Linked DNA regions of Homo sapiens: region 1 is linked to region 2. Evidence: chromatin contacts called from ENCODE Hi-C or POLR2A ChIA-PET data. All regions are on one chromosome and are shown on one strand. Each heading gives the region's core, a stretch centred on a gene start or an enhancer-like site at or near the end of the contact. The rest is flanking DNA. Distances are from core to core; before and after follow the strand shown. Region 1 holds the start of TARDBP (TAR DNA binding protein). Region 2 has its middle 81 kb from the start of CIROZ.

What was found. A loop is a pair of places that touch in the nucleus more often than their neighbours do. ChIA-PET counts read pairs that join two places held with the same protein, here RNA polymerase II (POLR2A). Pooled maps may share reads with other maps.
Region 1: a loop to region 2 is called in a map of mammary epithelial cell, with 17 times the contacts of the local background. The contact joins the promoter of TARDBP here to the enhancer-like site in region 2. A Hi-C loop is called at or near these places in 1 of 168 maps with a recorded cell type or tissue (mammary epithelial cell) and 3 of 50 pooled maps. POLR2A ChIA-PET finds 5 or more read pairs at or near these places in 3 of 52 experiments (A673, MCF 10A and activated CD4-positive, alpha-beta T cell).

Annotation. Positions count from the first base shown.
Region 1 is chr1:11,010,985-11,017,809 of GRCh38, forward strand. TARDBP (TAR DNA binding protein) reads left to right here and starts at 1,670. Exons shown (of 6, transcript NM_007375.4): 1 at 1,670-1,759; 2 at 2,732-2,981; 3 at 5,860-6,023. The coding sequence starts at 2,744. RefSeq lists silencers at 1,103-1,332, 2,742-2,988 and enhancers at 1,373-1,702, 1,413-2,380.
Region 2 is chr1:10,897,949-10,903,947 of GRCh38, forward strand. No RefSeq gene overlaps it. Among named protein-coding and RNA genes, the nearest start is that of CIROZ, 81 kb to the right of the region's middle. Within about 2 kb of position 3,588, at least 10 of the 41 ENCODE cell types and tissues checked have a DNase peak (open chromatin) inside an H3K27ac peak, as active enhancers do; they include A673 and mammary epithelial cell, where a contact is called at or near this core.

The DNA.
Region 1 (6,825 bases), core at 420-2,919, 110 kb after region 2:
AAAAAAAAGAAATGTGAAACAAAGGCCGGGCGTGGTGGCACTTTGGGAGGCCGAGGTGGGCGGATCACCTGAGGTCAGGAGTTTGAGACCAGCCTGGCCAACAGGGGTTAAAAATACAAAAATTAGCCGGGCATGGTGGTGCATGCCTGTAGACCCAACTACTCAGGAGGCTGAGGCAGGAGAATTGCTTGAACCGGGGAGGCGGAGGTTGCAGTGAGCTGAGATTGTGCCACTGCACTCCACCTTAGGCAACAGAGGGAGTCTGAAAAAAAGGAAGAGAAAAGAAAGAGAGAGAGAGAGAAAGAGAGAGAGGTAGGGAGGAAGGAAGGTGGGAAGGGAGGGAAGGGGGGGAAAGGGAGGGAAGGGAGGAAAGGAAGGGAAGGAAAGGAAAGAAAGGAAAGAAAAGATAGAAAAGAAAGGTGGCTCGTGCCTGTAATCCCAGCACTTTGGGGAGCTGAGGCAGGCGGATCACTTGAGGCCATGAGTTCGAGATCAGCCTGGCCAACATGGCCAAACCCTGTCTCTACTAAAAATACAAAAATTAGCCGGGCATGGTGTCTTTGCACGCCTATAATCCCAGCTATCCCTTGAACCTAGGAGTTGGAAGTGGCAGTGAGCTGCAGATTGCGCCACTGCACTCCAGCCTGGGGGACAAGAGCGAGACTCCGTCTCAAAAAAAAAAAAAAAAAAAGTGAAACAAAAAGTGTGCCTTAAAATAGATGAAGTACTGTATTATTATTATTATTAAAGGGCTGGAGCCAGAACAAGTTAGCATTTTGTGCCTCGAGATTCAAATCCCAGGTCTACCATTTATTCCTTGGGTGACATTTTTTTGGGGGGAGGGGCTGGAGGACAGGGTCTCACTCTGTCGCCTAGACTGGAGTGAAGTGGCGCGATCTCGGCTCACCGCAACCTCCGCCTACCGCGTTCAAGCAATTCTCCTGCTTCAGGCTCCCGAGTAGATGGGACTACAGGCGCGCGCCACTACCGCCCGGCTAATCCTTGCGTCACTTTAAGCAAGACACTTGATCTCTCTGTGCCTCAGTTTCCTCACCCGCAGAATGAATATCAATAGCTCCTGCTACACAAAACTGTTTGGGCTATTAAATATGTGAATACTCAGAAAGTACCTGGCACAAAGTAGCCTTATCATTGCTATTATTTAGAACAAAGTTATTGTTTCCAGGTTTGGAGGTGGGCTGGCGGAGGGAGGAGAAGACGCACTAGGTTGCCTTTCAGAAAAGGGGTCCAGGCCTTATCCTGCCTCCCAGGTGGACTCGGCCCGGGATCCCGAGCCCCGCCCCCTCCAGGCCCCGCCCCGCCCCGCCCTCGCTGGCCGAGACTCTGTGCTACTCTCGCGCGCTTTGAAAGTGCGCGAGCTCCGACCGAGACCTGGGCCGGCGGTTGGTCGGCCGAAACCATCTGCTACGTTACGTGGGGGGAGGTCAGCTCCTATACAGCCACACTTTTTTCAATCTTCAGCTTTTCAGGCCTAGGTCCTGGTTTTATTTTAGCTTTCAGAGCTTCTCTGTAGGCTTGAATTTCCAGGAGGCAGCCCGAGTCCCTGGGGAGAGGGTCATCGTGGCTCTCGTCGGTGCCTTCCACCTCTGGACAGGCAACCGGTGGGAGAGGACGCCGGTGGGCGGGGGGAGGAGGCGGCCCTAGCGCCATTTTGTGGGAGCGAAGCGGTGGCTGGGCTGCGCTTGGGTCCGTCGCTGCTTCGGTGTCCCTGTCGGGCTTCCCAGCAGCGGCCTAGCGGGTGAGTCGCGGAGCCTTCTCACTGAGGACGCCGTAGGTGCCTCGGCTTCTGCATTGGGGCGGCCCGAGGCAGACGCAGCGGCTTCGGACCCTGCCCCGGGAAGTCAGCCGTGAGACCGGGCCTAGTCCTGCCCGAGCGGGCTCGCGCGGGAGCGTCGTTAGGTCCTGGCACGGGGAGGCCGGTGGCGCCGAAACGGGGGGCCGGGCCCGCGGTGCCGCGTAGCCTGAGGCGGAGGTTGGCCCCGGACCCGGACAGTGCCGGAGCCTTCGGTACTTTGTACTTCGAGGGACGCTGCCAGCTTGGGCCTGGTGCTCCTGCGCCCCACCCCGGGCCGCGCCGAGAAACTCCTCCCTCGGCTGGCACGCGCGGGCTTCTGGGAGGCGACGGCCGGCACCGCCAGGACCTGTCGCCGCGGGCCTTGGGGCTCGGGCTCGCAGAGCCCCCGGAAGCCCCAAAATGAGGAACAGAGGGAAACTTTTCTCCTGTTCTTTACACCTGGTTCACTGCCCATATTCAGTCTTCAGGTTCAGCTGATGGATCGCTTGCTTAGGAAAATCGACTGGGACCTATCACGCCCATGCCTCAGCCAGTTAGGCTCCTCCTCTGCCTTCAGGATTACTTAACGACTAACCCGATTGTCATAAAATAGCTACTGTTTATTGTTCCCTTGCATACCCTAGCTTGTAACCAGCAAGCCACGTTGGACTCACAGTTACAGTTTCAGTACCTGACGCATCATAAGCCTTCAGGGAAAGTTTTTTGAATGAATGAACTGGCGAGGCATCACATTTTGATAGGAAATCACTACCCTTACCTTCACCTCGTCATTTTTCAGGGATAACCAATGCATATACGAATCCAGACAAGCATTTTTCTGGAAGTCAGAACTCTGACATGGTTTGGGTATTATCATTATAAGGAAACAGTTATTCTGACATGAATGTTGTTCATTCATATCTCTTTTCTCTTTAGGAAAAGTAAAAGATGTCTGAATATATTCGGGTAACCGAAGATGAGAACGATGAGCCCATTGAAATACCATCGGAAGACGATGGGACGGTGCTGCTCTCCACGGTTACAGCCCAGTTTCCAGGGGCGTGTGGGCTTCGCTACAGGAATCCAGTGTCTCAGTGTATGAGAGGTGTCCGGCTGGTAGAAGGAATTCTGCATGCCCCAGATGCTGGCTGGGGAAATCTGGTGTATGTTGTCAACTATCCAAAAGGTTTGTTACCATTTGGTTTTTGTAATCATGCTGAAGTGTGTTCAGGTGTGTGTCTCATCCATGGATCTTAGCCTCTTTTGGTGGCAGAATGTCTCCTGAAACTTAAGTATTTCCTTGAACTTCAGTGTTAGACAAGTTTGGAAGACCACGAGTCTAAATTTATGGAAACTGGGGATTGTAGATCATTTTAAAAGAGAAAACAATGTATTTAAAAAATATCTGAATAAACTTTGCCAAGTTGATGATAAATTTCAGGAATCACTAAGAATGTTTTGTACATAAATCATTGTTGTAAATAGATTCTTCTGAAGTGCTTCAGTGTTTGGATTTGATCATTGTCCTTTTGGTGTTACATCATTCATTCAGCAAATCTGAGTTCATTTTTTCCCTTAAATGAGCAAACAGTTGGAGTAGCCAAATCTTGAATTAGTGCAGTTCCAATTACAATTTCGAGGTTCTGGTCTTATCCTTCTCTCTGCCTCTTATCAATGATGTTCTAAATCTAAGAAAAGGAAGCATGAAGTTTAAGAAGTGTGCCAAGGAAATACCTAATTTCAGCATTTTGAAGTAGTGTGCTGTTAGTAGTCGATCTGTCTGTGTGTTCCTTTTATTATAACTTGGTATTGCAACAAAGTCCATCAAATTTGGTCAGTATGCAAGACACCCTTTTACATGTCTAGGAAAACTTTAGGGCTAGGCACGGTGACTCATGCCTGTAATCCCAGCACTTTGGGAGGCCGAGGCAGGTGGATCACCTGAGATCAGGAGTTTGAGATGAGCCTGGCCAACATGATGAAACCCCATCTCTATCAAAAACACAAAATCTCTGGATGTGGTGGTGGGTGCCTGTAATACTAGCTACTCAGGAGGCAGACGCAGGAGAATCGCTTGAACCGGGAGGCAGAGGTTGCAGTGAGCAGAGATTGTGCCATTGCACTCCAGCCTGGGCAACAAGAGCGAAACTCCGTCTCAAAACAAAAAAAAACGAAAACAAAAATTGGCGTGGTGGCGGGGGCCTGTAGTCCCAGCTAGTCTGGAGGCTGAGGCAGGAGAATCGCTTGAACCTGGGAGGCGGAGATTACTTTAAGCTGAGGTCGCGCCGCTACACTCCAACCTGTGACAGAGCAAGACTTCGTCTCAAAAAAAAAAAAAATTGATAATGTAAACTCGGGGTTTTTAGTATGCTGTTTCTTCAGCCAGTGGGTATAGATTAATATTTACTCAAATTTAAAATGTCAGGCTCGGTGCAATGGCTCACACCTGTAATCCCAGCACTTTGGGAGGCTGAGGCAAGCAGATCACCTGAGGTCCGAAGTTCAAGACCACCCTAGCCAACATGGTGAAACCCTGTCTCTACTAAAAATTCAAAAATTAGCCAGGCGTGGTGGTTCGCGCCTGTAGTCTCAGTTATTTGGGAGGCTGAGGCAGGAGAATTGCTTGAACCGGGAGGTGGAGATTGCAGTAAGCTGAGATCGTGCCACTGCTCTCTGGCCTGGCAGCAGAGCGAGACACCGTCTCAAAAAAAATTTTTTAAATGTCATTTAATTTATCTCCCCAGGCTGGACATGGTGGCTCACATCTGTAATCCCAGCTACTCGGGAGGCTGAGGCAGGAGAATCACTTGAACCCGGGAGGCAGAGGTTGCAGAGAGGGGAGATTGCGCCACTGCACTCCAGCCTAGGTGACAGAATGAGACTCCGTCTCAAAAAAAAAAAATTATCTCCCCTTCTCTTCTAAATAACCTAAGGTTGAGGTTATTTGGGGGGTTTTTTTGTTGTTGTTTGTTTGTTTGTTTTTTGAGACAGTCTCACTCTGTCGCCCAGGCTGGAGTGCAGTGGCACGATCTTGGCTCACTGCAACCTCCGCCTCCCAGGTTCAAGCAATTCTCTGCCTCAGCCTCATGAGTAGCTGGGATTACAGGTGCCTGCCACCACGCCTGGCTAATTTTTGTATTTTTATTTATTTATTTTTATTTGTTTATTTATTTTTTAGACGAAGTCTCGCCCTTGTCGCCCAGGCTGGAGTGCAGTGGCACGATCTTGGCTCACTGCAACCTCCGCCTCTTGGGTTCAAGCGATTCTCCTGCCTCAGCCTCCCAAGTAGCTGGGATTACAGGCACCTGCCACCACGCCCGGCTAATTTTTTCTTTATTTTTAGTATAGACGGCGTTTCACCATCTTGGCCAGGCTGGTCTTGAACTCCTGACCTTGTGATCCACCTGCCTCAGACTCCCAAAGTGCTGGGATTACAAGTGTGAGCCACCGCGCCCAGCCAGTTATGTTTTTTTAAGTAAGCCAAACTTTTGGTTTCTTTTTCTTTTTTGAAATTAGAGATGGAGGCTCTCGCTCTGTTGCCCAGGCATATTGCAGTGGCTATTCATAGGCACACTGCAGCCTCAAACTCCTGGACTCAAGTCGTCCTTCCTCCTCAGCCTCCTGAGTTGCTGGAACTTACAGGCATACACACCACTGTACCTGGTTTTCTGTTTTATTACAAAAGTTGTGTATTTGTTGTTGAATGTTTAGGAAAGATAAAAGTTAAATCTTCATCAGGATATACAAGTTGCTGATATTTAAAGTCAAAGTGAAGTAGAATTATTTTTGTTTTGATAAACCTTTTGAGAGGGAGAGATTGTAATCCGGAAATGCTACAAAAAACAAACTTGGAAATCACTGAATTTGCACCAGAAAAGCACCTCAGACACTAAACTTAAGCCTTTATTCTGTCCTCTAGAGCAAACATCACTTCTTGCCAAGTTTTCAGTGTCTTATTCTTCTTAGAGTCTTCTTTTTGCTTCTCATTTCTAGATGTAGGAGGTAGTGTTTTTAAAGAAGTGCTAAGTGAAGATTTCTAAAAGGTTTCTGCTCGTTTTATTTAGATAACAAAAGAAAAATGGATGAGACAGATGCTTCATCAGCAGTGAAAGTGAAAAGAGCAGTCCAGAAAACATCCGATTTAATAGTGTTGGGTCTCCCATGGAAAACAACCGAACAGGACCTGAAAGAGTATTTTAGTACCTTTGGAGAAGTTCTTATGGTGCAGGTAAACTTCGATTGCATCAAACAGTTTTTCTTTACCAGTGAATGAGTATCTAGCATTTATTTATTGGTATAAATAGAGATGGGGTATCACTATGTTCCCTAGGTTCTGGCGTCAAACTCCTGGGCCCATACTGTCCTCCTGCCTCGACCCCAATGTGCTGAGCCACCATGCCCAGCCACAATCTTGTTACCTTTCTTTTTTTTTTTTTTTTTTGGAGACCAAGTCTCACTTTGCTGCCCAGGCTGGAGTGCAGTGGCACGATCTTGGCTCACTGCAACCTCCACCTCCCGGGTTTAAGTGATTTCTCCTGTCTCGGCCTCCTGTATCTGGGATTACAGGTGCCCGCCATCATGCCTGGCTAATTTTGTATTTTTAGTAGAGACAGGGTTTCACCCGTTGGCCAGGCTGTTCTTGAACTCCTGACCTCAAGTGATCCACCTGCCTTGGCCTCCCAAAGTGCTGGGATTACAGGTGTGAGCCACCGCGCCCGGCCACATTCTTGTTATTTTAATGGCACTGTCCTTTCTGTTACACAGATGATACTTCCAATATTTGTTATATTTATACATATATGTTGTACCCTATGTTATTGCCTTTGATATTGTAAAATCCTACTGTTGCATGAAGGCTTAAGGGAAGTAGGTGACAATAGCTTTTCTTTATATATTAAACTAATGGGAGGTTTTTCCATTTCATTTAAAATTTGTAAACATTAAATTTAGTTTATCTTTGAATTCATTCTAAGACATTCTGTTAAAATCCTGTTGTGGTGGCTCATGCCTGTAATCCCAGCATTTTGGGA
Region 2 (5,999 bases), core at 2,338-4,837:
TGTGTGAGGTGCTCATGTTTGTGGGTATGAGGCCTTGAGGACCTGACCCTGAGACCTGTGAATCCTGGCGAGTGTGTGTGTGTGTGTGTGTGTGTGTGTCTGTCTGTCTGTCTTTGGGCATATGTACCCATGACTCTCGAATGGCTCAGAGCTCCCTCCTTCCCCCTCAGGTCCCGAGGGAGTTCGGCAGGCCTGGCCGTAGGGCAGGAGTCCCAGGCAGACTGGGGCCAGCTCAGCCCAGGATACAGCCTCTCCCTGCCCTTCCGCATCCCCAGCCCAGCTGCAGAATTCAGACTAAGTGAGGGAGGACTCATGTTCCCTGGGGTGAGCCACACCAGCCACATCCTCTAACGGGGTGACCAGGAGTCCCAGGGGTCAGAGGGCCCCCTCAAGGGCTGTCAGACCCCAGGGCCCTGGACCTGCTGTAGGAAAGCCCCATAAGGCCCTCCCTGCCCTCCCACAGCAGGCACAGCGGGGAACACCTCACACCCTGCCCAGAGGGACCTGGCCTTGACTCACAGCCACAAGCAAATGGAGTGAGGATCCCCTGGCGCCCCGGCTCCCCGCCCCCACCCTTGGGGCTGCTCTTCCCGCAAAATCAATCATCCTGCCACTGTTTGCGGGAAGTGGGGGCCGGCAGGAGGCCTCGCAGGGCCCTGGCTCCCTTGCAGGGTGACAGCTCTTGAGTGCTGCCCCGGCTCACTGGTGATGCTGGGGGCCTGGCAAAGCACTACCGAGAGAATCCCATCCTGACCTCTGGACCCCTTCCCAGCTGGCCAACCAGGCCCAGGGCTGAGAGGGCGGGGTGGTGGGAGTTACCCCGGGGCTACTGCCAAGGGTGCAGCAGACAGGGCCTTGGAGACAGAGGAGCCCCCCAGAGGCCAGGGTGGAAGGAAGTAGCAGGAGGGCGTGTGGAAGTAGCTTGAGCTGTGTTAAGTGTCTCTTCCATCTCTTCCACAGGATGTATGACCTGATTCATTCATTCGTGGGTTCAGGGGGAGGTGACCAAAGACTTCACAGTCCTCCAGGAGCTGGAATGTTATGATGCAGGGGTCTTGACTGGCGGTGGGGGTGGGCCAGGGTGATGAGCAAGGGTCCCAAAGACTTCCTCCCTCAATTGGCCTCGGCTGCCTGGATTCCACCATAGAGAGCCATTGCCTGACCCCAGGGAGGCGGCCCTCCCGCTCTCCTTCTGTCCACATGAACATGCCCCATGGCTGGGGAACAGACCAGGAGCTGCCAGGTCTCTGGTACCCTCTGCTGCCACCATGACTCTTCGTAAAAACAATAATTGAAGCCTCACACTCAAAGAAGGCTTTAGGACATAGAAAATACCCTGTAGGGGGCCGGGCGCGGTGGCTCATACCTGTAATCCCAGCACTTTGGGAGGCTGAGGGGGCGGATCACTTGAGGTCAGGACTTTGAGATGAGACTTGCCAACATGGTGAAACCCTGTCTCTACTAAAAATACAAAAATTAGCCATGCGCGATGGCACACGCCTGTAATCACAGCTACTCAGGAGGCTGAGGTAGGAGAATCCCCTGAATCCGGGAGGCAGAGGTTGCAGTGAACTGAGATCGCATCACTGCACTCCGGTCTGGGTGACAAGAGCAAGACTGTCTCAAAGAGAGAGAGAGAGAAAGGGAGGAAGGGAGGGAGGAAGGAAGAAAGGAAGGAAGGAAGGAAGGGTCCTGTGGGGGGTCAGTGGGGGAGCAGATGTAATGATTTTCACCCCATTTTGCAGATGAGGAAACTGAGTCTTGGAGAAGTCGGGCTGCCTGAATGAATGAGCAAATGGCAACACGTTGGGGCAGTTAGAGCGCAGGGAGGAGGAGGAGGAAGAGGAGGCGCTGGGTGTGTGATGGGGATGTGGGGGTGCTGAAGTTGGGGGCAGGAGAACATCTCCCAGTTGATGTGTTCTCGTGGGAAGAGCACTGCACTGGGAGTCCTGCGGCCTGGTAGAGCCCTGGCTCCTGTACTGACACGTTGAGCAAGCCCTGCCTCTTCCCTGGGCCTCCACCTCCCCCTCTGTAAAATGGAGTTAATAGCCCTGCCCTGCCCCGTGGGGATGTTGCAGGGAGCAAACCAGTGCTACTGGATGGGAAAGGGCTTTGGAAACCGCAGGGAACTGCCAGCGCACCAGAGTCATCTGCCCACGTCTGCCTCCCGGCCTCGCAGTCCTGGGGGAGGCAGCCCAGCTGGATCTCGGGGTCTAGAGCGTGGACCTTTGCCCAACTTTGGAGTTCCAGAGCCTAACCTCTCTGGGCTCCACTGGGCTCAGCAGCCTCCCCTCCAGGCTGTGAGCTCAGGGGACCTGGAGAGGCAGCCCGAGATCCACCCAGAGCCTCCTCCACCTTCCCCAGTACCTGGGACGGGGGTGTGTGTGGCGGGGATGGCAGGCCGGGCTGCCAATGTGAGTATTAGCTGGCATGAAATAATTTGATGGTGGTGATAAAGGCTGGGCTGCCCGGGGCCCCAGAGCCCCACCCAGCTCCCCCCGCCCACAATTCCGCCCCCTGCCAATAACATCGAGGCTGAGCTGTCTGGGTTCCGGCTCACCATTCTCAGGTGATGAAATCCCGGCTCAATCAGGCTGGCTAGCGCTGCAGTTACCAAATCGCTATAATTGAGATTAATTTGGGGGCTGATTGGGTCAGCCCTTGCAGGCACCCATTAATTAGTAGGGGAGGCTCAAAGCCCCAACAGCTGGGCCCTGCACCCAGTGGAGCCTGAGGCCACTGTGGAGGGGGGCACTGAGAGATGCCCAGGTAGGTGTGTGTTCCAGAGGAGGGGGCAAGCTGGACAGAGCCTCACCCACCCCATGCCACTCCCGCCTCCTACCCAGTCCTAAGCTCGCTCCCACGCGCAGGAGGGGAGGGGACAGCAGAGCCTTTGACTCAGGCCCAGAGGCAGCTCTGGGTCTCTAAGGGTTAAAGGGCTCATTACAAGGGTGGGGAGAGGTGGAGAGGGTGCTCAGGGCTCCTTGGACTTCAAACAGCTCTTGCAAAACTTCTAGATGAGTTAAGTGCAAATGAATTTGAAACAGACAATGAAGTTCCCTTTAGAGACACCTGGGCAGAAAAATGAAGGGAAAAGCGCCTTAGGGAGAGCTCGTTTGTGGATTTTTTTTTCCTGAACCCAAAACACACAGGGAAAAACAAACCCACCCGTCTACTCGTCTACTCCGGGTGCCAGAGGCGGGCAGGCACGCCCTGACTCAGTGCTGGGCTGGCAGCAAGTTGGGCACACACGTGAGGCCCGGGCACACGCTGGGGAGTGGGGGGCAGCGGCACAGACGTGTGTGCAGAGCCGGAAGTTCCGGGCACACAAGTGTGGAAGTGGCACTGGTCCTGGAAAGGAGCGGAGCCCCTAGGCATGGGAGGATGAGGCGGCAGGGAGAGGGCATACGTGTGTGGGTAGCTGGAAGGAGGCCAGATGAGGGTGAGGGGGCAGGGCCCATTTGGGGTGAGGGGCAGAGCTCAGGCCCCGCCCCCCAGGGGCCCTGGCACCCTGGTCACGTGAGTGCTCCTGACCCCGGGGTGGGGCCCTCCCAATTGCCAGGTGGGTGAGGTGTCAGAGTGGGGGCCTCTGGGCCTGCCTGTCCCTCCCCACTCACCCGACTTGCTCCGGTTAATTGCCCGGTGCTTTGTTTTTTCCCTGTGAATCTCACAGAGGGACAAAAGCAAGTTCTGAGTCACCAGGAACCGCCTCCCGCTTCTGCCCACGCTGGAGCCTGGTCCCCACCCCACTCCGAGAACCCAAGGACCCCGAGGTGGTGGGGTCTGGCCCAGGTTGACTTGTGGGAGCCCTGGACCCTGCCGGGTCTGTGAGGTGTCCCCACCGCTGACCAGCACCCCTGGGGCCCAGGCATGTGGCTTCCCTGGGGGCCCTGATGGAGCAGCCTCCTCCCTGTGGCGCATTTGCAATTCATGGCTCCAGCCGAGATTGCATTAGGGCCTGGCTGTCACTCGTGATGAATGTCGCTTGTTTTCCAGAAAAAAACAGGCCCTGGATCCAGAGTGACAGGGCTTCAGGAGGCACCGGCCCTCCCTTCCGTGCCTGAGGACCGGGGCATGGCGGGTGTCCCCAGTGGTCTGTCAGCAGCCTCAGAACCTGACTCCTTCGGGGGCTCTTGAGGATCCCAAATAGGAGCTCTCCCCCAATTCCAGCTCCCCAGGCCTGTCTTCCCATCCCTCAGGTTCTCCCAACAGCCCTGTGGGAGGAATGCTGCTAGAGCAGCTCCACTGGACAGATGAGCAAATTGAGGCCTGCAGGAAAAGGGAAGGTAGGCGCAAGTGCGTGGGCTGGAGGGGAACTGGAGAGGGGTCCAGGGATCTAAAAGCTCAGAGAGGTTCCTGAGGGGGAAGTCTGGGAGACAATCTTAGGGGAAGTGGATTGCAGGGGTGGGAGGTGAAGAGACTCCTTGCAGGCTCTGGCTCTCCCTACTACATCCTGTCTGTGGGGCTGGGCGGCTACCCCGGGACCCAGGACTGCCGTCTGCCCACACCTTGCCCAAGCTCTGCACTCTCTCTTCCTGGCAACTCTTTCTGTCCAGAAGACGGGGGTCCCACAGGTCTCAGGCTCTGGGCTGTGCCTTCTGGCAGCCAGTAGCTTCCATGAAGGCAAAGGAAATGCATTCCTTCCCATCCCAACTCTAATCAGGCCCACAACCGGGCTGGGGGGACGGGGATCTGGGGTGCGGGAATTACCTGGAGGTCTCAGCTGGGCTCCCTCCCACCTGTCCCTCCCCCTTCTCAAAGAGCTCGCGTTCCCCAGGACTTTGGGAACACAGAAGCCCAGATAGGCCTCCACTGTGGCTCAAGGGCTCACAGTGGCTCCCACTTTCCCAAATTTTACTCTGTTTCATCTCTGTTCCTGCCCTCACCATCTGGGAACCACAGCCTTGAAGAGTGGCAGACAGAAGAAAAGAATTCTATCCATGAGTGTCTTGTCAGGCCCATTCCCGGGAAAAAGAACTATGTTCACCGTGCCCCTTCACCTCCGAGATTGAAACAATTTAGGCAGGAGATGAAATGGGTCATGTGAATCCTCTTATCACAGGTGAGGAAACTGAGGCCGGGGGTTCAGAGCAAGAGACAGAGGTTCTGTCCTCTGTTGAAAGTAGTGGCTTTTTGTTTTGTTTTGTTTTTTGTTTTTTTGTTGTTGTTTGTTTGTTTTTCTGAGACGGGATCTCACTCTGTCACCCAGGCTGGAGTGCAGTAGCGTGATCTCGGTTCACTGCAACCTCTGCCTCCCAGGTTCAAGCAATCTTCCCGCCTCAGCCTCCCAAATAGCTGGGATTACAAGCGTGAGCCACCACACCTGGCTAATTTTTGCATTTTTAATAGAGACAGGGTTTTGCTATGTTGGCCAGGCTGGTCTCAAACTCCTGGCCTCAAGTGATCCTCCCACCTCAGCCTCCCAAAGTGCTGGGATTACAGGCATGAGCCACCGCCCCCAGCCGAAAATAGTGTTTTGTTCACTGGTGTATCTCTGTGCCTAGAACAGGGTCTGGTATGGAGTAGGCATTTGCTGAATGAGCGAATGAATGAGTAGTGGCCTTAGCAGGACACAGGAAGCTCTGGGCTGCTGGGGAGGCTGAGCCATGAAGTCTGGCACTCGGGCCCTTCATGCCCCCTCAACTGCCTCCCCCTTGGTCTGGGGATAGGCAACCTGCTGCCTGCTGACACAGTCCCATGGGTGTCCCTGTTGCAAAGCCAGCTGATGGGATGGGGGCCTCGCTTTCCCCCAGTCAGAGTCCAGGTTCCAAGGTGCCCAAAGCTCCACAGCCCCAAACCCACCCAAAGGGACCAAGGCAGTGCAGGCCAGAAGGAAAAAAATACAAAACACCCTTCACTGGAGGTCTGGAGCCTGAGGCTGGGCCCAGATGGGCCACTGTAATCACAGCTCCTTGTGTGCCAGCACCGTGCTAGGCGGGCACTCATTGTGTCATTTCCTCCCCGTGACAGTGTGCTAAGCCGGGTGCTGTCTTCTGCTC